Regions from separate parts of the Homo sapiens genome. Here regions 1, 2, 3, 4 and 5 are each linked to region 6. The links are chromatin loops, found by intact Hi-C in ENCODE. Cell type or tissue: endothelial cell of umbilical vein. All regions are shown on one strand. Region 1 holds the start of GLIPR1L1 (GLIPR1 like 1). Region 2 overlaps LOC105369844 (a long non-coding RNA gene). Region 3 holds the start of LOC105369846 (a long non-coding RNA gene). Region 4 overlaps GLIPR1 (GLI pathogenesis related 1). Region 5 overlaps OSBPL8 (oxysterol binding protein like 8). Region 6 overlaps NAP1L1 (nucleosome assembly protein 1 like 1).

Region 1 (4,000 bases), 700 kb before region 6:
TGTATTTGACAAACATCCACTGAACACCTTCTATCTTCAAATATACCCAGTGTTAGAAAAAGTGAAATATATAAGCTTACCCAGCATTTCCTTTTATGTGATTAAGTCAAAAATATTTATTGAGCCCCTCATATGTATATATACATATATATAACAATTAAAATATAGTTTCTGCTCTCAAGAAGCTTACAGTTGTATACAACATTATTAGAAAGTTAAAGAGAACTCATTTATTTATTCGACCAATTTTTATTGAGAGCCTAAAGATTCAGTTCCTGTTCAAGGTGCTAGAGATGTAGCAATGAAGAAAACAAAGCTACTGTTGTGGTGAAGGCTACAATCTGATAGAGAAGGCAGATGTTAAAAAAATAAATAACATAAATTCAGGAGGTAATTAATGCAATGAAGAAAAATAAAACAGGTTAAATGGATAGGCACTGACAGACAGGGGATATAGAATGATCAGGGAAGACTTCACTGAAGGGAACTCTATAAAGAGCACTGCAGGCAAAAGTAACAGCAAGTGCAAAGATGCTGAGGAGAGAGCATCCTTATCAAGCTGATGGATGTGGCTGATGCAGAATAAGCCAGGAGAGAATGCCAGAGAACTAGCCATGGTCAGATTATGTAGTGTCTTTTGGGCCATACCTAGGACTTCAGATTTTTTATTGTAGCCCCCCACTGTAATGTGAGCCAATTCCTTAAAAGTTCTCTTTCTCTTTGTATACAAACATATGTATATGTATATATGCCTATAGACATCTGTATCTCTCTCTGTGTAGATGTATATATGTCTATAGGCAGACACACACACATATATGTGTATACAAACAGATTTATACATAGAGAGAACTTTACATATATAAATGTATGTGTGTATATGTATGTGTGTATATGCCTATAGATATCTTTATATCCAGGAAGAGACATATATATATAGACACATGTAGATGTATATAACTGTATTGATTTATCTATCTGTATACCTACACACACACATATACACACACACACACACGTATATATGTTCATGTCTTTGGGTGTGGGATATCAGAAGCTCAGTTTGGACTATGTATGTGATATGAAAGTAGTATATACAGCAATTCTCCATTAGCTGGTAGTAGACTAGAAATATATTATCTATTGCCCAGTAGAATTTCCATTAGGATCCTTGCATTTTTCGTTTTCTTATAATCTAATTTTCTGCTTTTTATTTTTAAAAAGATAGTAGCTGCATCAAAGTAGTTTGTTTTGGTTTTTGTTTTTTGTGTCAAGGTTGACTATGGCGGATCATTCAGCAGATGTAAGTACGTGTTCACTTGAATTAAACAGCATTGTAAACAACTTCAAATTACTAAGTAAAGGTATTTATTTGAAACATAGAAATACTAAAAAAAATTAATGTCATGGGGAAAAATGCTGGTTTATTACAGAATATCAATATAACTGATGTAATGAATTTAAAACATTAAGCCAAATGACGTTGATTTATATTGCATTGCAGGTAAAATAGACAATCAAATGTACTCTGTCCATCCCAGTCTCAGTGTATCAATTAAAGCAACTCTTGGAGTCTACCAGTCACCATACAGTGGCTCTGTTCCAAACTATCAAAAAGGGAAGATTTTGTCAAGAGGAACTACTTGGCTACATTTTCCAAGCATCTATTGTTATCTATCTAAGCATTCGGTCTCTTCAGACGAAAAAACAGAAGGAAATTATTAAATGTTTGACAAGTTGATAATTTAGGATCACTGTATGTCACTGTATAAGAATTGCCTATTCTTACTCTATTCCCAATCTCTGAGGGAAGTGGCAATATGATTCTAGATTATTTAGAACAATAAAAATCTATACACGGAAGCTGCGTCTAAGAAACGAATATATAGTGCTTTGCACTCGACTGGCCCATTGTCAGCATCCCGCACTTGTTCTTTACCTAACTTGTGTGGCTTGCATATTGCAATCTGTATTACAATCCAGACGCGCTCTGCAGATTACAGATTGGATCCACAGAAAGCAGTTTGGATGGTTGAAATTCCCTCCACCAGAGGGCGACTCAGAGCTTTCCCCTGTAGCTCAGAGCTTTGTGGAAGGGGAACCCTGCTGCCTGTTCTTCCCCACAGCGACACTGACAAGTTGATCCAGCCGCGCTGGGCTCGAGCCTGTGCGGCAGGATGGAGCCAAGGGAGAGCGTGGTGCGGGGGCGTGGGGAAATCGGGTTGCCCCAGCCGTTACTGGTCCGCGCAGTCAGGGCATCCTCCGCATCCTCCACATCCTTCCATGGCTCTGAAGAATAAATTCAGTTGTTTATGGATCTTGGGTCTGTGTTTGGTAGCCACTACATCTTCCAAAATCCCATCCATCACTGACCCACACTTTATAGACAACTGCATAGAAGCCCACAACGAATGGCGTGGCAAAGTCAACCCTCCCGCGGCCGACATGAAATACATGGTGAGAAAGAACCAGGGCTGGGCTCTTAAATCCCTGACTCATCCTGAGGTATCTGGGTGATAAATTTCACGGACTTAACTTGTACTAATTCAATCCGGACTTTACATATATGCAGTTAAAAAGAAAAAAATTCACACCTTGGTTGGGCTGTCTCCTCCAGAGTCATAGGAGTGAACAAGAAAGGAAGACTTGAAGCTGTTCCTTGCCTCTTGCGGGGAAGGTGGGGATGCTGGAGCAGTGTTTGGAAGTTGCTTTGTTGCACCACTAAAGTTATAAGTACTGAACACAGGATTATTTTGTTTTCTTTCTTCCATTTTTTAGCTAGCAATTTCCACCCCCCACAACCAAGATACAAGATACCAAAGAAATAGCCCAGGAATGGAGATTCTCTTGTTCTCTTACTTATTTTTATATCATATGAATCCAAGATCAAAACAACACTTCATGTGTAGTATTATTTGAAAAAAATACAGTACTCTATTGAAGAATAAGCATAAAAAGCATTGGATTATTAAATAATCCATAGAATTTACAAAATTTTAAATACTTGACTATGAATTGTATGATTGGAAATTTCCCTTGCATTGTAACTTTTTCTTGTTTATAAATGCATCACTATGAGCATAAACGTTGATAGTATTAGTCTATTTTATGTGCTATGCAGATGTAGATACAGTATAACTCATATCTATTCCAGCTTTCTTCTTTTCTATCCAGTGGAAAACAAAAGTAATTATAAAATCACAACTCAGGCATTAAAATAAGTTCAAAACTGTACTAGTCTACTGTATAAGAAAATTATATTTTGATGGAGAAAGATTCAAATATGTATCAGAAATGAAACAAGAATAAACTAATCTCTTTAATGCAGAATTGTTAAGATATTTTAATATATAATGTTTACCAGCTTGGGGTTGTCCAAGGCATAAATTAACTAGAAATAAATCTTCAACGGAATTCAGAAATACTAATATTAGTATTAATATGGTTGATGCCTTTAGAGTTTTATTGTAAATGTATGATAAAAAAGAGTAAATGTGGGGTTAAATATAATAAATGTTCTTTATATTTCTTTTGTACTCATTGACTATTTAAAGCAAAATATGATAACAATGAATTGTGGAGTTTATAATAATGTAGAAACTAAACACATTATAACCAATGCATAAAAAATGAAGTGAAGTGTCAATAGAATTATTCTGCTGAAAGTTCCTTATATTGTTAAGAATCACAATAATATTTCTGGATGGACCGTGAGAAGTTAAGAATGCATATTTTAATATCTAGGATAACCATTAAAAATATACAAAGAAGTAGAGCTAAAAATCCAGTAAGTAGAATACTAAAGTCCTTGATTAATTTTTGGAAAACAGGAACAAGGAACAAAAGAACAAAGAGGGAATCATTTAAAAATAGCAAATGGTAGACTAAAACTTAACCATGTTAAAATTACATTAAATGCAAATGACTACTACATACTTTAATTAAAAATAAAGATTATCAGATTGGATTAATGCTTTTGTAACAGAAACATATCACAAAT
Region 2 (4,000 bases), 410 kb before region 6:
TGCAAGGACATGAAACAATGGGAACTCTAATATACTGTTGACAGGAGTATAAATTGGTATAACCACTTTGGAAGACTATTTGCCATTTTCTACTAAATTTAAAAATATGCAAAAACCAACAACTCACTACTTCCACGCCTAGATATATACCCAATATAAATGCATACACGCATGTAGCCAAAGGTGTATACAAGAAAGGTCATAGCAATATTACTGGCAATAGGCAAAAATTACAAACATCTCCAATGTTCATCTACAATAGAATGGATAAATGTGGTATATTCATGAAATTGAATAGCATACAGCCATAAAAAGGAATTAATCCCAGCTATACACAACAATAATGATGAATCTCACAAATGTAGTATTGAGCAAAAGAAGCCATACACAGAAGAATATATACTGCAGGCCTTTATATTGCTTTTAAAAAGATGCAAAATCAAATTATAGTGCTTAGAAATGCATTCTTAGGTGGAAAACTATAAAGAATATCAAAGTAATTAGCATAGTAGTTAGCATATTGACTATTTTTGAACTGGTAGTGATTGGAAAGCTGCAAGGGGGGCTTCTAGGGTATAAGAAATGCACACATTCATCTGGTAGGTGACAATCACATGAGTTTTCTCTGTAATCACTGAGGTATATATTTTAAAATTTTGTCTACTTTTCTTTCTGCATTATTTCACAGTGGAGAAAAGTTAAAAGAAAAGAAGCAGATGATATAGTCTGTCAATTCATGTTAAAGTGCTGCAAAAAGATCAAATGGAATGAGAAAAAAATAAAAGCTTTAACATTTGATAGTTACAGGTAATGTGCAGCCTTTGGAAGTTTCAGGGAAGTCACAGGGAGAAGAAGTAAAAGAGCCAGCAGTCAAGAGTTAAAGATAAGCAGATAACAGGAAGCAGACAGTAAGTCCCGCCTACTCCACTTTGGAGGGAAAGAAAGAAAAAGGCACAATGATAGCAAGGAAGGATGATGCTACTATTTTATTTTTTGGTGTGTTTCTGTTAAGACTGAAACAATTTGTGAGTACCTTAGTGGACAAACAGAAATGAACCAGTAGAAAGGGAAACTGTAAAAAATGTAACAGAGATGTGATGATTATTGGATCAACACCCTCTACACTGTGGCCTCCAAACTAAACTGTTTTACATCTCCTCCTGCCCTTTGTCCCAACATTTCACAGAGCATGTGGGAAAGGAAGTCAAAATAAGAGAAATAAGAGAAAGCTACATGCTCCATTGTCCATCACCATTTCCCCAGCCGAGAGTAGATTGGAGTGAAGAGAAAGGGAAGTTTTGCCCCGAATAAGGGATTAATGTTCTGAAATAAATTGTCCTTGAGTTTGGAAGGCTTGAAAATGGATTTTTTTTTTTATGTCTGAAATTGCCCTAAGAAGCAGTGAGATTCACTGGTGGTAAGGCAGAGGGAAGGATGAGGCCAAGGTTCAACCAAACTTAAAGACAATTAGGCAAAAGGAATAAGCTTTAGTGATCTATTGTACAGAATGACTGTAATAAATAACAATGCAGTACATATTTCAAAATTGCTCAGAGAGTAGACTTTAAATGTTTTCACCACAAACAAACGGTAAGTATGGGAGCTGATGAATCTGTTAATTAGCCTTATTTAATCATTTCGCAATGTAAACATAGATCAAAATATCACTTTGTACCCCATAATATACACAATTATTATTTGTCAATTAAAAATAACATTTAGAAAAAAACTTAAAGACAATAATGAGAGAGAAAAAAAGCTGGCTAGTGATTTCTCCTGTAGTGGATGCTGTGGTTTTCCACCTAGTCTCTCTCCATAACCTTCTCAGGGCTGAAGCTCTCATTTCTCCAGTATTGTGGGTGTTGGCAGCTGCCTGCTCTTAGCTTTCTCAGGTTTGCCTAAAGCCAAAGACAATCACCCTTCTGAGGTCATACTTCCTTCCTGTGTCCCATGACTGGCCTGTGTAGAACACTGTGAAGGGCCCACCTGATTCCAGAGCTCCCTACGGAATGAAGTGAGGCCTTGGCCTTGACTGCCATTCAGCTTATCCTTTTACCCCAGGATTTCTCAAATTCAGCACTATTGACATTTTGACCTGGATGATTCTTTGTTGTGGTGGCCACTCTGTATATTACAGGGTATTTAGCAGTGTCCTTGGCCTCTATCCACTAGATGCCAGTATGTCTCCAGATGTTGCTAAATATATCCTGGGGTTCCAAACCTTCCCAGTTGAGAACCATGATGCAATCCTGCCCTTTTGACAGTACCCCCTGAGGCGCTGATCCTAAGAGCATTCCCCAATAAACTTCCTGCATACAAATCACCAGATCTGTAGCGCACGCAACAAATTCAGTTCACTCAATAAACACATGTTTATTTATTAGTAAAGTATACCTGTACTACTGTAATTATATCATAAACACTATAGAGCATAAACAAAGAATAATTTAAGGTGAGATAAAAAAATAAACATAATTAGTAGTTCTAGCATTTTCCCCTACTCCTCAAAAGAATGTTTACTAGCACCTTCTAGGGAGCCTAAACCCTACATTGGAGATCAGTACCCTGGGAGCTGGGAGACATCAACAAAAAGAATGTAGGTGGAGTGTTCAGCCTTACTAACACTGAGTTAAGGGAAAACAGGGAGGATACTTAAAATAAAAATACTAGGGGTGACATGGTGATGGGCGGCAAGGTGGAAAAAGTCTGGTTTATATCCAGATGGTATTGATCACTTCAATAGGTATTAGATAAAAGGGACTTGTAGCTAAATAAAGGTCATGTCTTACAGTGTCTACAAATTACCTACTTAAATTCCTATGAAAAAAAAGTAAAACGAAACTTTAAAAGGTAGCAAAGGTAATGAGAAGTAAAGATAAGAAAGACCATGAATCAAAAGTTCAGAGGGAATTGCTTTTAGTTGTATCATTATTGGTAGGCCAGGCGCAGTGGCTCGCGCCTCTAATCCCAGCACTTTGGGAGGCTGAGACATGCAGATCAATTGGGCCCAGGAGTTTGAGACCAGTCTGGGCAACATGGTGAAACCCTGTCTCTACAAAATATACAAAAATTAGACTGGTGTGGTTGTACGTGCCTGTAGTCCCAGCTACTCAGGAGGCTGAGGTGGGAGGTTCACCTGAGCCTGGGGAGTGAGAGGCTGCAGTGAGCCATGATCGTGCCACTGCACTCCAGCCTGGGTGACAGAGACTTTGTCTCAAAAAAAAAAAAAAAAACAAAAAAGTATCGTTATTGGATTATAGATAAATTCTTGAACTTCCAACGCATTCTTTTACCTCTAAACTTAACATTAGGCCATCACAACATTTTATGAGCTTATTAAAATAATACCATACCATTAGAAATAAATAGAAATTTTTAGAGATTCACACAGAAACTGACAGATAATTGTAGTAAGATACTTCATTCCATTATCAGTCCATTTTAGACGAAGTAGTAAAAATAAATGAGATACAGGCTTTGAATAATGTTAAGTAATAATGTTGAAAACATGTTTTTCCCATTTACATTTAAGGCCTAAGTTTCTAACCACTCTTGGAGCATTCTTCAGCTTTTTCTGAAAGTGAGAGAGTTTCAGGGTAATAATCCATGTATCCTCAGGACCAAGTCCCTCATAGATAGAGCTATAGAGGCCAGGTACGGTGGCTTACACCTGTAATCCCAGCACTTTGGGAGGCCAAGGCGGGCAGATCATGAGGTCAGGAGATGGAGACCATCCTGGCCAACATGGTGAAACCCCATCTCTACTAAAAATACAAAAATTGGTTGGGCATGGTGGCGTGTGCCTGTAATTCCAGCTACTCAGGAGGCTGAGGCAGGAGAATCTCTTGAACCAGGGAGTCAGAGGTTGCAGTGAGCCAAGATCGCGCCACCGCACTCCAGCCTGGCAACAGAGCAAGACTCCATCCCCCCCCAAAAAAAAAAAAAAAAAATAGATGAATCTATACACCTCTGTGTATTCTAGAAAAGCATGGGACAAGCT
Region 3 (4,000 bases), 260 kb before region 6:
GGAGTAGGTGAGACCCAGGTAGAAAGTTGTTTCAGATAGAGAAAATGAGATTGGCAGAGAGATGGAGTGTGGGGCATTCCAGAAACACAAGCTATCTCACTACCGGGCGAGTAGATTTTTGCTCCCACTGCTGTATCCTGTTTACAACCTCTTTTGACATAGACAGGATAGTTAAGACAACATCTGTGAGCTTTTACCATATTTGGATGCAATTCTTTTTTCAGCTCTCAAATTTGGTGACAATACTATTTCCCTTTACATTTCTTCTCCCTCATGCCATGTTCTGCCCCTCCCAGTGACCTCTGCAGTCTGGCTCCTTTGCAATCTTCAGCTGCCTTCCGACTACGTCATTATCACCATTGAAGGGCTAATGAGACTGGACAGGAGGGCTGGTGCCTACCATACTGGTGCTTAAGTTCGACTCCCAGCTGCCTACATTTCTCTGGTTCACAGAATTCCACTGTTCTCCTTTCAGGAAGAAAAGGATTACAAGATTAGCTTCATGATACCATTTCCAGCCTACCATATATAGTAAGAGGAAGCAATTAAATGTGACTTCCATGACAACCTTTCAATCTTCAGCCAGACTCCCCACTAGGATATCTGTCTGGAGGGAGGCAGCAGGGGTTTCAACTATGTAGGTGAGGTCAAGGAGTATATAATTACAGCCAAGTGCTACAGAGTCTAACAACTCTTTTAGCCTCCTGCCGCAAACAGCAACCAGTGTGTGAATAAGGCACAAAACAGTTGCCCAAGTTAGAAAGCCAATATTGTGGGGAATCTGGAAGTCTAGCTTCCATGGGTAGTGCAAAAGAGAGTCCTTGAAGTAAATAGACTCAAACAGCTTTAGGAAACACTGTTAACCATGCCTAGCTAGCCTTGATTTCAGCTGCAATGGAGAAAAGAAATACATTTGTCAGAATCCTATCTTTTTTTTTTTTTCAAGACTCAGCCATTCCAAGAAGCCTTCCCAAAAGCATGAAGTCAGAATGGTCGTCAACAACAGTAAATCACAGAGATTTCTGGGGTATAAGAAGAAAAACAAATGCTTTTCAAACCATTACCTTCTCAAGGAAGGTGGATAGACCTTCTAAAGGAAAACTCAAGATCTCCACTTCTGTTTTGAGCTCATAAATGGAGAAAGAGTATTTTATTTAGGTGAACATTTTGAGATTTGGGTTGGCAAAGGAGGGCTTACTTACAGTGGAGTTTGAGGGATATGATTTGTTGTGCATCATAAAGAGAGGAGAATGTGGCATCCCTGGGAACTCTAAAGTATGGAAGGAGGACTGGGTCTAGGAGTCGAGGCAAAATCTCCAGCTTCAGGAAACCATTACAGCTGCGGAGAAACTTTGGCCCAGGCTTTAGGGTTCTTGTATCTCTCTCTTAAGAGGAGAGATGTCTGTTGACCTTGGAGAAGAAATGAAGCATGAACCTGGGACAAGAGCCCGTTAGTCCCACATGGTTCTAGCTGGTGCAGCACAGAGCCCTGGCAAACTAGGAGTTAGTAAGGACTCAGATGAAAAGATGGAGGGGGAAGGGAAAGGAGAAGTCAGCAAAACGGCAAATGGTGCTGTAGAGAGTGGCTTGACAGCAGGGGAAACAAGTGCTCTGAGGCAGGATGGCCCAAAGAACTTCTAGAAGCAGGAGAGCTAATATTCAGTTTTAAATAGCTTGCTTTTTTGCAGCATAAACTCCTCCTTAAAGCATCAGTGAAATCTGCTGCACATACAAGGGCTTTGAGTGAGTGACTATTTCTGGGAAATCAAGAAAAGTGGCTCAGGTCCAGGTCTGCATCCGTGTGAAACAAAACAAGAATGATATAGATAGGAGAGGGGGAAAAAAAAAAATAACATGAGCAGGACGCAAAAAACAGAGATAAGACCATGACAAATAAGCCCTCCAGAAATGTGCATAATCCTGTGTCATGAGTCTGACTTTTCTCAATTCTAGAATGGGGTATGGAGAAGGTAATCTTATCTAGACCTCAGGGGCAGGTGACTCAGCTATCTGTCACTCAAGTGATATATAATGATTCTGCTGAGGCTTATGTCATGTGATTTGAAGGATGCAACAAGAATTTCCTAAACAAAATATCTAATATTTCCTCTTGGCTTGTGCCAGAGCCTGAAATCAACACCATCATCATTCTTTCAGGGTGAAGCATGAAAATCTTCCCTTAAAATACAATCATACTCTGACACTCATTAGGATCACTACTATCAAATAAAAAAAAAAAACAAACCCAGAAAACAACAAGTGTTGGCAGGGATGTAAAGAAGTTGGAACTTTTGTGCACTGTTTATTGGGTTGTAAAATGATGCAGCCACTACGGAAAAGCGTGGCTGTTCTTTAAAAAATTACAAATAGAGCTACCATGTGGTCCAGAAATCCCATTTCTGGGTATATTTCCAAAATAATTGAAAGCAGGATCTCAAAGAGATATGTGAACACTCATGTTCTTAGCAGCACTATTCCCAATAGCAAAGAGGTGGAAGCAACCCAAATGTCCATTAATAGATGAATGGATAAACAGAATGTGCTATGTACATGCAATGGAATACCATGCTCCCTTAAGAAGGAAGGACATCTTGTTATGTGCTAAGACAGAAATGAACCTTGAGGACAGTATGTTAAGTAAAACAGGCCAGTCACAAAAGGACAATAACCATACGATTCCACTTATACGAGGTATCTAAAGTAGTCAAATGTATAGATATGAAAATGCAGAATGGTGGTTACCAGAGTTTGGGAGGAGGGGGAAGTAAGGAATCGTTTAATAACTACAGAGGTTCAGTTCTGCAAGACGAAAACCTTCCGGGGATCCATTTCATACCATTAGAGATAAGCTGAACCCTACAGAACTGTCCACTTAAAAATGGTTAAGATGGTAAATTGTATATGTTTTTTAACCACTATAAAAGTGCAACCATTTTCTGTATAACAGGTCATCTTAAACCATCCTCCTTTACACTTTGTTATGAATTAATTTATCAGATTAGCTTCATTCTCTGAAGGACAGATGTGTCAGTTTTTATAAAGAGGAGAGCCAAAAGGGTGTTAGGAAAGGGAGGCTCAGGGCATCATAGAAGTCTCTGGGCATCTGGGAAGATGACCAGGCACAGAAGCTAGGCAGCTAATGGAGAGTGGAGTGGGGACTGCAGAAGCATGAAAGAGAGCGGGGCAACACAAAGACATGAGAAAATGCACTAAAAATACATTTTTTCTCATATTTTCCCTGAAGCTGCTATCCTTGGGTGACCTCAAGAACTTACAGGCAGTGAAAAGTTGCCTTTGCAAAGGCTGCCCTGAGAGACACTCAGAATAACACGGCTTGAAGGGCCCTTCTGGCAAGCGCATCACAGCTGGGTTTCCAGGACCACAAAGGCAGACTGAAACTTTCTCCATTAGCTGTGAGTGTGCCCTGCTGAACCTTGTGGGCCCAGATGGTGCTTATTTTTAGGCACCTTCGTCTTTCCATGACTAACTGGGAACAGTAAAGTATGGAGCTGGGTCTAAGAGCCAAGGCAAAGTCTCTATTTCAGGAAAGCATTACAGCTGGGGAGAAGCTTTGGCTCAGCAGTCTCCTGGGTTCCTGCCCCTCTGTTAAAAGGAGAGACGTCTGTTCACCTTAAGCACAAACGGGGTCATGGACTTGGGGCTGAGGAAGCCCTGAGAACATATCAGTCCCAAATAGCTACAGCTGGTGCAAAAGGAGACTGGGCAAAGAGCTGCTGCTTGACTGTTACCCCGATGCTGCCCCGATGGGATGATTCTGCACTGATGGGCTTTCAGCACTTAGTCCTGGCCTGCCTGGGCCACTCATCCACCCGTGGGCAGGACTCCAAGCCTCCAACTTTCATGACTCTTTGCTCCAGGCCTTGCCCACACTGCATCAAGGCCAGCCTAGCATGAAGCTCTCATGTCCTCAGAAGGCACCTGGCAGAGAAGCTCAGTGTGTGCAGAAAAGAAGTACAAGGTTTTCTGAGAGTTCACTGAG
Region 4 (4,000 bases), 550 kb before region 6:
AAAATGAATTTCTCCTAAATTTACTTCATAAACTAACAATTTTGGTTTACATTTACAAATAAATTTAACCAGGAAATAAGTTTCCTTGGATTCCAACAAGACCTAGGGGAGTAGAAAGCTAAATCTAGATAGCCTACAAGTGGTACTTGTACTGTTATGCATTGCGGTATTTAAATACTCAGAAATAATTGTCAGTTTGAGGGTGCCTACTTTCATTTATTTATTAGTCAGTGTTTAAGCTTTTACCCTATAACAGGCACTAGTGATATGTCTTAGTCCAGATTCTTGGAAAACAGAGCCTGAGACAATAGTTTATGAGCTAACATTTTATTGGGATACAATCTTGGAGAAGCGGAAGTGAGGAGAAATAGGGAATGAGCCAGGGAAGGAGGAGAAATACAGCTGGAAATGGTCCCTGGCCCTCAGAAATTGACCTTTTGGGAGAGACTTATGTGTAAATGGATTATGACAGTGTTTGGCTAGTACAATTTAGAGAAGCTGACAAAGTGCCATGTGAGCAAGGAGGACAGAATGAGCAACTTATCCGGCCAAAAGGAAGTGTAAAGCTTCACACTGCTGGAGACATGTGAATTGGTACTTGAAAACTGAGTGGGAATTTTTCAGATGAAAAGGAAAGGGAAGAGAATTCTCAGCAAGGTGTGGAAAGTATACAATGTGTATGAATGGGCCTGGTACTTTAGATCAATGGCAAGAAGCTCAGCATGCCAAATATATAGAGGTCAAAAGACTGTAAAATTGACAACAGACTCCTAAACCATGCTCAATACACAAGTTAAGACACTCCATGTTCACCATTCCAGGAAATCGAAAGAAGAGAACATTTGAGTTTATGCCATAAATGCCTGAGATTTCACAGATGGCCCTCCCAAAATTAACTGAGCTTACTTGTAAAATTTCCCCTTACATCTAAGGGAAAAAAGGAGGACTAATATTTTGGTCATGAGAAAATTCATTTTCTAAAACCCAGTCCCATACATACAGATATTAAAACCCAAGCTCAGTGATCCTAACATGAGTGATCCTCTTTAAGAAACCACTACATTCTACCCCCACTTCAGAAGAGGGGCACTCATCACGGGGAGAATGTCCAAGAACCCCCTGGGCTGGGAAGATAGAGCAGCAGCAATCACTTTTTAAATGGGCATAGTGTTTAGCTCTCTACACTGAAGACCTCATTCAATTATTACCACAAATCTATTAAGGAGATGTTAATGGTATTACCCACAGGTGAATAAACAGACTTAGAGAGGTTAATAAGTTGTTCCCCTGATGTCATTTAGCTAGTAAGATGAAGAGTTGAGGTTCAGATATTAGATATGTTGGAAGGCTTAAATAATAATTTCACTTGCGTCCTTGTGAAGAGACCACCAAACAGTCTTTGTGTGAGCAATAAAGCTTTTTATCACCTGGGTACAGGCAGGCTGAGTTCAAAAAGAGAGTCAATGAAGGGAGATGGGGTGGAGCTGTTTTATAGGATTTGGGTAATGGAAAATTACAGTCAAAGGGGGTTGTTCTCTGGCTGGCAGGGGTGGGAGTCACAAGGTGCTCAGTGGGGGAGCTTTTGAGCCAGGATGAGCCAGGAGAAGGAATTTCACAAGGTAATGTCATCAGTTAAGGCAGGAACAGGGCATTTTCACTTCTTTTGTGATTCCTCAGTTACTTCAGGCCATCTGGATGTATACGTGCAGGTCACAGGAGATATGATGGCTTAGCTTGGGCTCAGAGGCCTGACAAATAAAATATGTATACATTACCTAATAAAATACTAGTATTTAGTAGGCATTGAACAAAGGGTAGATCCTTACATAAGCTGGTTTTCCAACAATCATAATGGAAGAAGGATCTGATAGCTAGGTGAAAGACTGTTTTCATCATGACAAGAAATCTTCCTGGGGGACTCAAAACTACTCAATTGCTGTGTTAAATTCATGCTGAACAGTTACTTTAAGTGGATATTACAACCTCCTACTTATCCTCATCTTCTCTTCAAAAATCGAGCTATTTGCAGATTTTGGCTGATGATGGGAGGTTGTACAGAATAAAGAAAATAGATTCAGGCCCATTAACTCCTCACAAAATGTATGATATTTCTTGATGTATTCATTCAACACTTTAGCTTTGTCTTCACTGGAGATAGACTGGCATTGAGAAAAAATGTTGGTGTATAAAATGGAAGATGACTCAAATTCGACATTCTGTTGCTGACAGTTCAGCTTTATAAAGTTTAGAAATAGTTTAATTAAAGTATCTGGGCAGGGTAGAGGATTACTTGGATTTGATAGTGCTAGGATTTCTCACTAGATGGCGCTACTGATCTTATTTTAGTTTTTCTCTTCCTGCCTCCTCCTCTCACCCTCTTGACAGCTTTATTTTATTTATTTATTTATTTATTTATTTATTTTTTTGAGACGGAGTCTCGCTCTGTCGCCCAGGCTGGAGTGCAGTGGCGGGATCTCGGCTCACTGCAAGCTCCGCCTCCCGGGTTCACGCCATTCTCCTGCCTCAGCCTCCCAAGTAGCTGGGACTACAGGCGCCCGCCACTACGCCCGGCTAATTTTTTGTATTTTTAGTAGAGATGGGGTTTCACCGTTTTAGCCGGGATGGTCTCGATCTCCTGACCTCGTGATCCGCCCGCCTCGGCCAGCTTTATTTTTATACTCGCATAGAACCATGGAAATGTGACCTGTTTCACAATTTCTGTAGTAGGTTTCATATATGTTACAATGTTACCATACTCCCGATAATGAACCAGAAGAGCTCATACCGAGAATTGAAAGGGAAAGATGGTAGGAAGGGGTTGTGGGCCTATAAGGGAGACATCTTCCTTCCCTCTGGGTTCCCCAGGTGCAGTGCTTTTGTAAGAAAGGTATAAAGAGTGGTTCCTGGTTCTGAAGAGCTTGCTAAAAGAGAAAACACTCTAAAAGCATCTTGCTGAGGGCATGGACTGTCCTCACAGTACTTCATGGCCAGGCAGAATTAGGTTCCAATCTTTTACCTACAAAAGGAAGAGCAATAACACTTTATAAGGATTAAACATGATGTCACATGTAAAATGCTTAATGATACACCTAAGTTCTCAAAAATGAGTAGCGCTTATAATTATGGTTTTTTGTTTACTACAGTAAGAAAACATACAACAGAAACCTGCCTGATAAAAAAAAAAATTAAAGTGTTAAGAATTTTTAAGCCTAAGAAACTTAGTGGTAAGGGAATGAAACAAGAATATTTGCTGAGTGCTTGCTATGTTCCAGAAGCTCATTTAAAACTTCAAAATAGGCCTATGGAGTTGGTATTGTTATTATCCTCATTTAATAGATAAGGAACCTAAGACCAAGGTCACACTGTAAGTGGCAAAGCTTGAATATGAACTCAAGCCTTGTGGCTCCAAAGCCCACAAGTTTAACCAAAAACCAGAGTGCCCATGAAGCTTTTAAAAAGAGACTGACTTGGATAGATAAACTGTGCTACATCCACGTAATAAATATTACTCAGCAATAAAAAGCAGTGACTACAAATGAATACAACAAATGCCTATACTAAGTGAAAGAAGCCAGATTCAAAAAGCTATATTTAGACTGATTCCATTCATATAACATTCTGGAAAAGGCAAAACTACAGAAACAGATTAATGACTGCTGGGGTCTGGTGGGGGTTGACCACAAAGGGGCTCAAGGGAACTTTCTGGGGCGATAAAAATATTCTATATCTTGAATGTGGTAGTGGCTACACAACTGTATTCTTTTGTCAAAATTCATAGAAATGTACATCTAAAAATCATAAATGTTATTGTATCTTTATTATACCCTAATAAACCTGACTTTTAAAAAAAGAGGCCAACTAAAACACACAAAATGAATGGTAACTAACATTTGCACACTTCTGAGGAAAAAGTATTAAAATGGGGAAGGGATCCAAAGATTAAGAATACTTTTGATATAACAACGCTACAGAAGAAAGTGCTGGAAGACCAAAGGATAAA
Region 5 (4,000 bases), 420 kb after region 6:
GCACAACGGCTTGCATCTATAATCCCAGCTACTCAGGAGGCTGAGGTGGGAGGATTGCTTGAGGCCAGGAGTTCAAGACCAGCCTAGACAACATAGCAAGACCTATCTCTAAAAGAAATAAAAATTAAAAAAAGTTAGCTGGGCGTGGTAGCTCACACTGTAATCCTAGCATAGCAGGCATCTGTAGTCCCAGCTACTAGGGAGGCTGAGGTGGGAGCATCACTTGAGCCCAGGTGTTCAAAGCTGCAGTAAGCTGTGATAACACCAATGCACCCTAGTGTGGGCAACAGAGCAAGACCCTGTCTCTTTAAAAAATTAAAAAAAAAAAAAAAAGGTAACTACAAACAGCAAGTCCTAGAAAATTATATAAACCATGACACCATTCTTTTAAAATTGAAAACCAAGCAAAATCTAGTGATACATACATGAGTAAAAAACAATAAAAAAAAGACTTTTTAAAAAGCAAAGAATAATAAAAAGAAAAAAATACAACCTAGTCATGCCCTCTTGGGGCAGGCTCAGGGATAAAAAAGCAGCAGAGGCCGGGCGCGGTGGCTCAAGCCTGTAATCCCAGCACTCTGGGAGGCCGAGGCTGGTGGATCACGAGGTCAGGAGATTGAGACCATCCTGGCTAACACGGTGAAACCTCGTCTCCACTAAAAAATACAAAAAAAAAAAAAATTAGCTGGGCGTGTTGGTGGGCACCTGTAGTCCCAGCTACTTCGGAGGCTGAGGCAAGAGAATGGCGTGAACCCGGGAGGCGGAGCTTGCAGTGAGCCGAGATTGCACCACTGCACTCCAGTCTGGGCGACAGAGCGAGACTCTATCTAAAAAAAAAAAAAGCAGCAGAAAGACCTAAGGTACATGGAAGATTCTAGTTCTTAAGCTGAGTGATAGCTCAATAAGGGCTCATTGTATAATTATGCTCTCATTTACATATGACACATATTCTTTTGTATGTATCAGACAGAACATTTAATGCTAATTTAAAATACTTTATAAGAACCACTAGCAGAATTAATGTAGGTTTTAGCATTCTGTCAGTAAAACATAGGTGTCCATGTCTTGAATAACTTTAAAACAGCCTGAACTGTAAAGTTAGCTCTATTCACCCTTTCTAATCCATTTTCGATGGAAGTATTACTACATGATTTTGATAGCCGTGAAGTAACAAGAATATGCAGAAACAGCAGTATACAGAGTGCACCTCTTTACCAAAAAAACCAGAAAGCCCATGTTTCTATTTATTTTCCCTCACCCCATTCACAAGCATTAACAACTATACAGACAAAAGAGGCTAGGGAATATAAAAATCATTATGATTTCCTACATCAGTTACATAATAGTAGACTATTCAAACATAAGTTTAAGAGGGACAGTGACTTTTTTTCTGTATCCCTTGGCATATAACTGATACTCACTAAATACTCTCTAAATGACTGAATAGATATTTGGCAAATGAATCACTGTGTGACTCCAGTGCAGTTTCACCGTCTCACCTACCAAAGATAACATTACAGTGCCCTCTGCTGTTTCTACTTCAAGTGGAAGTAAAGCAACCTGCTTTGCTACTCACATTACTCATCTTTAGTAGAAATCACACTGAAATAGTTAATATAATTAACATATCTGCTGCATCTAAGGAGAACATGAATCAAAAACATTTTTACCTTCTGAATTCAACTCATCAATATAAAATTTGAAGAATTTTACAAGTTTCAAAGTTTGCCTTTAATCTAAGTGGAAGCTAAAATAAGATGAAGTAATTTTTTAAAGTCATAAATAATAATCTGTATGTAAATCCTATATCTCCTTTTCTTCTAAGGTATACATTTCTTAAATACTCCAATAATTTAAATGTCAGTATAGATCACGTACTTTTTTCATTCTATAGTACATGATACTAATCAAGTACCAAGAAATTACAGCTGACGTTTAAGCAGTCAAAAATGTGTATTTAGGGACTGGGAGTGGTAGCTCACACCTGTAATCCCAGCACTTTGGGAGGCAGGCAGATTATTTGAGGTCAGGAGTTTGAGACTAGCCTGGCCAACACGGTGAAACCCCATCTCTACTAAAAATACAAAATTGGCTGGGCATGGTGGTGCACGCCTGTAATCCCAGCTACTCAGGAGGCTGAGGCAGCCCAGGTTGTGTCCTTGCACTAGGTGACAGAGCAAGACTCCGTGTCAAAAAAAAAAAGTGCATTTAACTTTTGACCCTCCAAAAACTTAAGTACTAATAGCCTACTGTTTGCTGTTGACTGGAAGCCTTATACATAATACGAAGAGTCAACACATATTGTATATGTTGTATGTATTACATATTGTATTATGTAATACAATATATACATAAGCTAAAGAAAATGTTATTAAGAAAATCATAAGAGAAAATACAATTACAGTACTATACCATATTTATTGATACCATAAGTTTATGCCATCTGTTTACAAGATGAATCATCAGTTTGAAATAGCAGCAACCACAGCTGCAGACCTCAATCTAGAGCTAAATATTAAGCAATTAAACTTTTTCTTGTAATGTCATGGCCTTTGTCTGCTTCTTGGGAGCAACCGAAGCATCAACAGTGGTACTTCACATGGGTCCCATAGCGTTATTCAAGGTTTACAATATTGCACGAAACATGATGAAAATAGGCAAGAATGATGAGAAATGACTTTTTAAAGCAATATGCAATTTACTGGAGCAAATAACTTCATACAGAGATGATTAGCATCACACAGCATTTTAAGCAGATATTCGCAACACCTGAGCTCATAGTAATAACAGGAAGTGGTTAGAAAATTATTACAGTAGTACGGTATGTACTAGTTAATGTTATGTAGTTACGATTTAATATTGTATCTTTATGTTTGTTTACATTTTTCTCAACTGGGAATGGCAACGTGTACGGTGTGTGTGAAAAGTTTTGATAAATTTTTACTTATGTAATAGATTTGTGTATATTTTAAAGTAGTAAGAAAATAAACTAGTACCTACATATATTTTATGCATTCATGATATACCTAACCTTTCCTTTATTTTTTCTATGTTTCTAAGGTACAGTTCATCTGTGAGTTTTAAATTGTCACAAACCTCAGAAAAATTTTCCAATATATTTATTTTTAAAAATACACATAGAAGTGGACTCGTGTAGTTAAAAGTTGTCTTGTTCAAGGGTCAACTGTACTTCACTTTAAAAGATATATGGTCTCTAACAAATGATTATACAGACCCAGCCTTTTAATACTTGGCAGAGTACATGATAAAGTCATCTCTAATATTATGTTGTATATTTTTATTTATATATATGCTTGAAATATATAACCTTAAGTAAATTTCTTCTATTCGAAGTAAAAAAGATCTCCATTTGTAAAAACCCAGTTCCTAAGATAAAATATTTCAGTTAATATTTAAAATGCTATTCTATTTATAAAGCTCAGCAGTGCCATTCAGTTCACCTGAGTCCATGTCTAAATATATGAGGTAATTAAAGAAACTGAAGAATCCATTGAAATTAAATGCCAAGTAAGTATCACAAGGCTGAACAACAAAACATAAAAATATTTTGAAGCTTGGTGCAGTGGCTCACACCTGCAATGTCAGCATTTTGGGAAGCCAAGGCAGGAGGATCGGATCGCTTGAGTCCAGGAGTTTAAGACCAGCCTCGGCAATGTAGGAAAACCCTGTGTCTACAAAAAATAAAAATAAAAAAAATTTAGCTGGGCACACGCTTGTAGTCCCAGCTACTCAGGAGGCTGAGGTGGGAAGATCGCTTGAGTCTAGGAGAAGTTGTGGCTGCAGTAAGCTGTGATTGTGCCACTGCACTCCAGCCTGGGTGTCAGAGTAAAACCCTGTCTCAAGAAAATCAAAAACAACATTTTGAGATTTGTGTTCTTTTTTCTATTTTTAAGATTTCTACCTCCTAATGATGATTGTATAATAAATAATATTTATAAAATATTTTGAGTTATTGCATTTAAGAATGAAAAAAGGGCTA
Region 6 (4,000 bases):
GGGCTGAGGGTCAGCTCTGCCCGCAAGTTATATTCTGGCATAAATACAAACCTGGCTTCCCAGTTCTAATGAAAGTTTGTCAAGACAGGCACATTGGGCATATTTTCATTAAACAGTACTTTTAAATATTTAAACATACGGTATCTCCATTGTACTCTTGCCCCAGGCCTTCAAGTGTGTAGAATCATGCCTGCCTTGTAGTAATTTTTTTCTCTCCCAATATTTAATCTACACATTTAGTCAGGAAATCCTACTGGTTAGGCCTTCAACTACATCTGGATTCTGTCCACTTCCTTCATTACCACCCTGATCCAAATCACCATCATATCCCCCCACTGGATTACTATGATGGCCTCCTAACTTGTCTCCCTGATTCTATCCTTGTTATCTATTTTCAGCATAGCACCCAAAGTTATCTCCATCACTTTCTTCAAGTCTTGGCTCAACAGGCCTATCCTGATCACTCTCAAATGGTAGCCACTCAATTCCCCTTAATTTTTCCCATAGCATATATTATCTTCTAACATGCTACTCAATAATTTATTGTACCTATTGCTTATTTCTGTTCCCCTTCCCACTAGAATAGTATGCAAGCTATTCAAGAGGGCAAGGACCATTGTTTCTGATGTGTCCCAATCACCTAGAAAAAGTCTTGATACCAAGTAGATGCTCAACATAGGTAGAAATCTTGAATTGAATTAGAAGTCCATACCCATCATAAAAAGAATATCAATTTTTTCAAATGCTTTTGACAGATTTTTCATGATGCATCCTACTTTTTAAAACTTGAGATGTAAGGACTTGAAATTTGCCCTACAAACATATCTCTGGTATACTTTTTAAATGGATAACTACATGCTAGGCCTCTCTGAATCTTAAATGCTTTTATAGTCAGACATCTAAAATAAATCCCACAAACCTTTTCCCAAGCAACATGCAATTTAATATCATGAGAGGTGTTTATATAAACTAGTATCCTACTGTTTTCTAGTAAGAGTATTTAGAAGCATGAGAAACACAGTAATGGAACTGAGTTGGTAAGTTTCTTACTTGGCAGTTACATAGTCAAACACTTGACTAAAAGTCCATTAATCAATACTGGCTTAAAGACATGTAACAGAACTTGGAAAGTTATTAAGTGTTTAATTCATAATGATTACAAAATTCTGATCTGTAAACCAATTTGCAATATACAGTAGAAACTCATGACAATGATCATTATTAAAGATTTGGATAGACCAAAGGTCAAACATCTTTCAAGAAAAAGTTAAAGCCCAGTAAATTATGAACATGTCACGTTACCCTCATCAGGGTATAAAAGATAACCAAGGCTGGGCGCGGTGGCTCACGCCTGTAATCCCAACACTTTGGGAGGCTGAGGCAGGCGGATTGCCTGAGGTCAGGAGCTCGACACAAGTCTGGCCAACATGGTGAAACCCCGTCTCTACTAAAAATACAAAAAAAAAAAAAACCCACAGCGCCTGTAATCCCAGCTACTCGGGAGGCTGAGGCAGGAGAATTGCTTGAGCCAGGGAGGTGAAGGTTACAGTGAGCCAAGATCACGCCACTGCACTCCAGCCTGGGCAACAGAGCGAGAATCTGTCTCAAAATAAATAATTAAATAAATAAACAAATAGTCTCACAGAGTGCAGTTTAGACTTCTTAGCCTTATTTCATCTTTGAAGTACTATTCAGAAGAAATATTCTAGATTCTAGTTTCCAAAAGTCCTTGAGTTGAAAACGTTAAGTATTAACACAGAACTATCCAGACTTCTTAGGTGGGTGTCCAGAGCTGCCTTCCTTTTCGCCTTAGTAGTTGATGAACTGATGCCTCCTAGTGACCAATCTGTGTAACAGCTTAAAGCAAGTGCTTTATAATGAGTGCTTAGCGCTTTTTTTTAACTGTAGTACAAACACAATTGTGGATCCAAGCACCGTCCATCAGCTGTCTCCGTCCTTTCTGTTCTGCCAGCAGCCTAATTCAGTTCTCTCATCTAAGTTCTTGGGTGGCCCAATCACCTGATCCATACTCATACACATGGCCTTCAGTTTTACTCTTAAAACATGACAGAAAACTTCTATTCGCCTCCAATTGTATACATTCCAATTCCTTACCCTTGCATGACAAGCCCTCCACAGAATGGGTCCTACTTATTTTGACTCGTTCCACTCAACCTTGAGCGAGTGCCAGTCATACATCTCCTTGTCCTCGCAGCCTCCAATTTACCTTCCCAAATCCTCTGTAAACCTTTCATTCTTCAAAGCCCTATTCAAATCCCAGATTTCCTCTGGCTGAGTTAATTCCTTCCTAATCACTTCAAACTCTGATGAGTAGTTATCCAATTTTCACGTCTACTTCACTAAATATCCAAGATCCTGGATGAGTGTTTTCGCCATTGTACCTAACGGAGAGCTGATTGACAGCACTTAAACTGAGGGGAAATGACTAATGTTTTGTCTGGAAATGTATTGATATTATTCAAAATGGGCAAGCAGGCTATCTTATTGAGTATTAACAAGTAACCAGGAAGTCTGATTATTTGTAAACTTGTTATGGTAATATTAGCTTTGAAGTGACAAACGAAAATATGGAACTGGATGAAATGGAGCAGAGAGGAAGGTAATCCAATGAAGGAGGCTGAGAGAACCAGTATTATGTTGTCACAAAACTGCAATCACTCAAAAGTGTTGATATTCTGGCTCTGGGTCTCTGGGGTGACAAGATACCCCAGTAACTAAGAGTGGAAGCAATCCTCTGTCCCCACTGAAGAGCCCAAGAACACCTACCACCTTTCCTAAGTATGCTTCTACTCTGAAACCCGGTAAATGCAACCCGTTGTTTGCAACTCAAATATGTAACTGACAGTCACTTGGGCAAATACCTCCATTTAAGGAACTAAATTCCAAGGATATTTCCCTCTTTTGCTGTCATTTTTCCATTGCCACAAAACACACAGCCTGAGGACATAGGCTGTTCAATTTGATCACTATTGATCTCTGTAAGAAAAAAAAATCCAGTAATGGGCAAATACCTTTCTTAGGTGATAGAGGACATATAGCAGTGAGTGTAGACAATTCCTCCCAAAAACATGAGAATAAAGAAGGTGGTAGTGGTGTTACTTTAGAAGAACAACTCAGGCTTCAGAGAGGGTAAGTTTCATTACAGACAAGGTAATCTAAGAGTAAAAGGGATAAAAGAATTCTGTGGGGTAGCCAGACTCAGAAAGGTGGAATAACACTTTTACAAGAAGATAAAACCCAGGAAATGTTTATGGCAAGCTTGTATGTTGCCACTAAACCTACCAGAAAAAGAAATCCCATTAGAACCGCCCCCATCACAATAACTACCTAAGTAAATCATTGTTGAGTAACAATGAGCACCCCTTAAACATGTCAGAAACCAGAAAGTTTTTGTTTCTAATGAGATTTCATTTACACTTTTAAGTCATTGTCTCAACCTAATTTGTGCATGCATGGTTCTGAGAAAGGTTATCATGCAAAATGAAATAAAAAGCCTTGGGCAAAGCAGGACTCCAATCATAATTAATCCTTTTGGGCCGTATTTAAAGAAAATTACTTTTCTTAGCCCTGTTCACTTATTTCTAAAATGTAGTTATTTGCTTTATGTTCCAGGATATCCTTGATCAAATAATCCTTTTCTAAATCAACTTATTTCGACATATGTGGCCAATGTGGCTGTCATCCTAACCTCCCTTGGCATTCACACCCAGCTCTATTTTATTTACTATCCTACTTTTAGCACTGTGAGCATAAACCATAGGTTCTTCTTTTTACAGGAGAGGTTGGATGCCAGTAGCCTTTAGCCTCCTTCAGCCCATCCTGTACCTTGAACCTGGACATGATGTATAGAGCCCCAGCAACCACTTGATAATAAACCAACTTGCCAAAGACAAAAAGTAGAATGAAAGTCTGCCTGAGAACCATGAAGCTCCCATATCAGTCCCAGAGTCTGTCTAAGCCTAAGAGAAAAACCTATATA

Evidence for each region. Hi-C counts contacts between places; a loop is a spot of excess contacts. Peaks named below come from ENCODE experiments on the same cell type or tissue, not always from the same donor. Only the 100,000 strongest peaks of a DNase experiment are listed, where the experiment ranks them.
Region 1: a loop joins it to region 6, with 22 times the contacts of the local background. A loop is called at or near these places in 20 of 110 quality-filtered maps.
Region 2: it touches region 6 in a loop (12-fold over the local background); 35 of 110 quality-filtered maps call a loop at or near these places.
Region 3: it touches region 6 in a loop (3-fold over the local background); 6 of 110 quality-filtered maps call a loop at or near these places.
Region 4: a loop joins it to region 6, with 10 times the contacts of the local background. A loop is called at or near these places in 10 of 110 quality-filtered maps.
Region 5: it touches region 6 in a loop (10-fold over the local background); 14 of 110 quality-filtered maps call a loop at or near these places.

Annotation. Positions count from the first base shown.
Region 1 is chr12:75,332,446-75,336,445 of GRCh38, forward strand. GLIPR1L1 (GLIPR1 like 1) reads left to right here and starts at 2,225. Exons shown (of 6, transcript NM_001304964.2): 1 at 2,225-2,457. The coding sequence starts at 2,284. It also overlaps a transcript of CAPS2 not described here. RefSeq lists a silencer at 1,962-2,071. In endothelial cell of umbilical vein, a CTCF peak has its summit at 2,052 (motif pointing right); a DNase peak (open chromatin) is centred at 2,066; H3K4me3 peaks cover 308 bases; H3K27me3 peaks cover 243 bases.
Region 2 is chr12:75,621,802-75,625,801 of GRCh38, forward strand. The region is part of intron 9 of LOC105369844 (a long non-coding RNA gene); the gene reads right to left. Among named protein-coding and RNA genes, the nearest start is that of KRR1, 110 kb to the left of the region's middle. In endothelial cell of umbilical vein, no CTCF peak of the experiment used is centred here; a DNase peak (open chromatin) is centred at 1,950; H3K27ac peaks cover 511 bases.
Region 3 is chr12:75,779,827-75,783,826 of GRCh38, forward strand. The region is part of intron 1 of LOC105369844 (a long non-coding RNA gene); the gene reads right to left. LOC105369846 (a long non-coding RNA gene) reads right to left here and starts at 1,639. Exons shown (of 5, transcript XR_001749217.2): 1 at 1,065-1,639; 2 at 401-468. In endothelial cell of umbilical vein, no CTCF peak of the experiment used is centred here; a DNase peak (open chromatin) is centred at 1,885; H3K27ac peaks cover 866 bases.
Region 4 is chr12:75,483,143-75,487,142 of GRCh38, forward strand. The region is part of intron 2 of GLIPR1 (GLI pathogenesis related 1); the gene reads left to right. GLIPR1-AS1 (GLIPR1 antisense RNA 1) reads right to left here. Exons shown (of 2, transcript XR_007063373.1): 2 at 312-3,016. Among named protein-coding and RNA genes, the nearest start is that of GLIPR1, 4.4 kb to the left of the region's middle. RefSeq lists a silencer at 2,238-2,407 and an enhancer at 3,999-4,000. In endothelial cell of umbilical vein, a CTCF peak has its summit at 2,308 (motif pointing right); no DNase peak of the experiment used is centred here; H3K27ac peaks cover 46 bases.
Region 5 is chr12:76,454,413-76,458,412 of GRCh38, forward strand. The region is part of intron 3 of OSBPL8 (oxysterol binding protein like 8); the gene reads right to left. Among named protein-coding and RNA genes, the nearest start is that of OSBPL8, 100 kb to the right of the region's middle. In endothelial cell of umbilical vein, a CTCF peak has its summit at 1,527 (motif pointing left); a DNase peak (open chromatin) is centred at 1,499; H3K27ac peaks cover 653 bases.
Region 6 is chr12:76,035,462-76,039,461 of GRCh38, forward strand. It overlaps NAP1L1 (nucleosome assembly protein 1 like 1), which reads right to left. Exons shown (of 15, transcript NM_004537.7): 15 at 1,124-4,000. Among named protein-coding and RNA genes, the nearest start is that of PHLDA1-DT, 5.6 kb to the left of the region's middle. In endothelial cell of umbilical vein, CTCF peaks have their summits at 1,837 (motif pointing left) and 2,039; DNase peaks (open chromatin) are centred at 1,970 and 2,500; H3K27ac peaks cover 1,670 bases.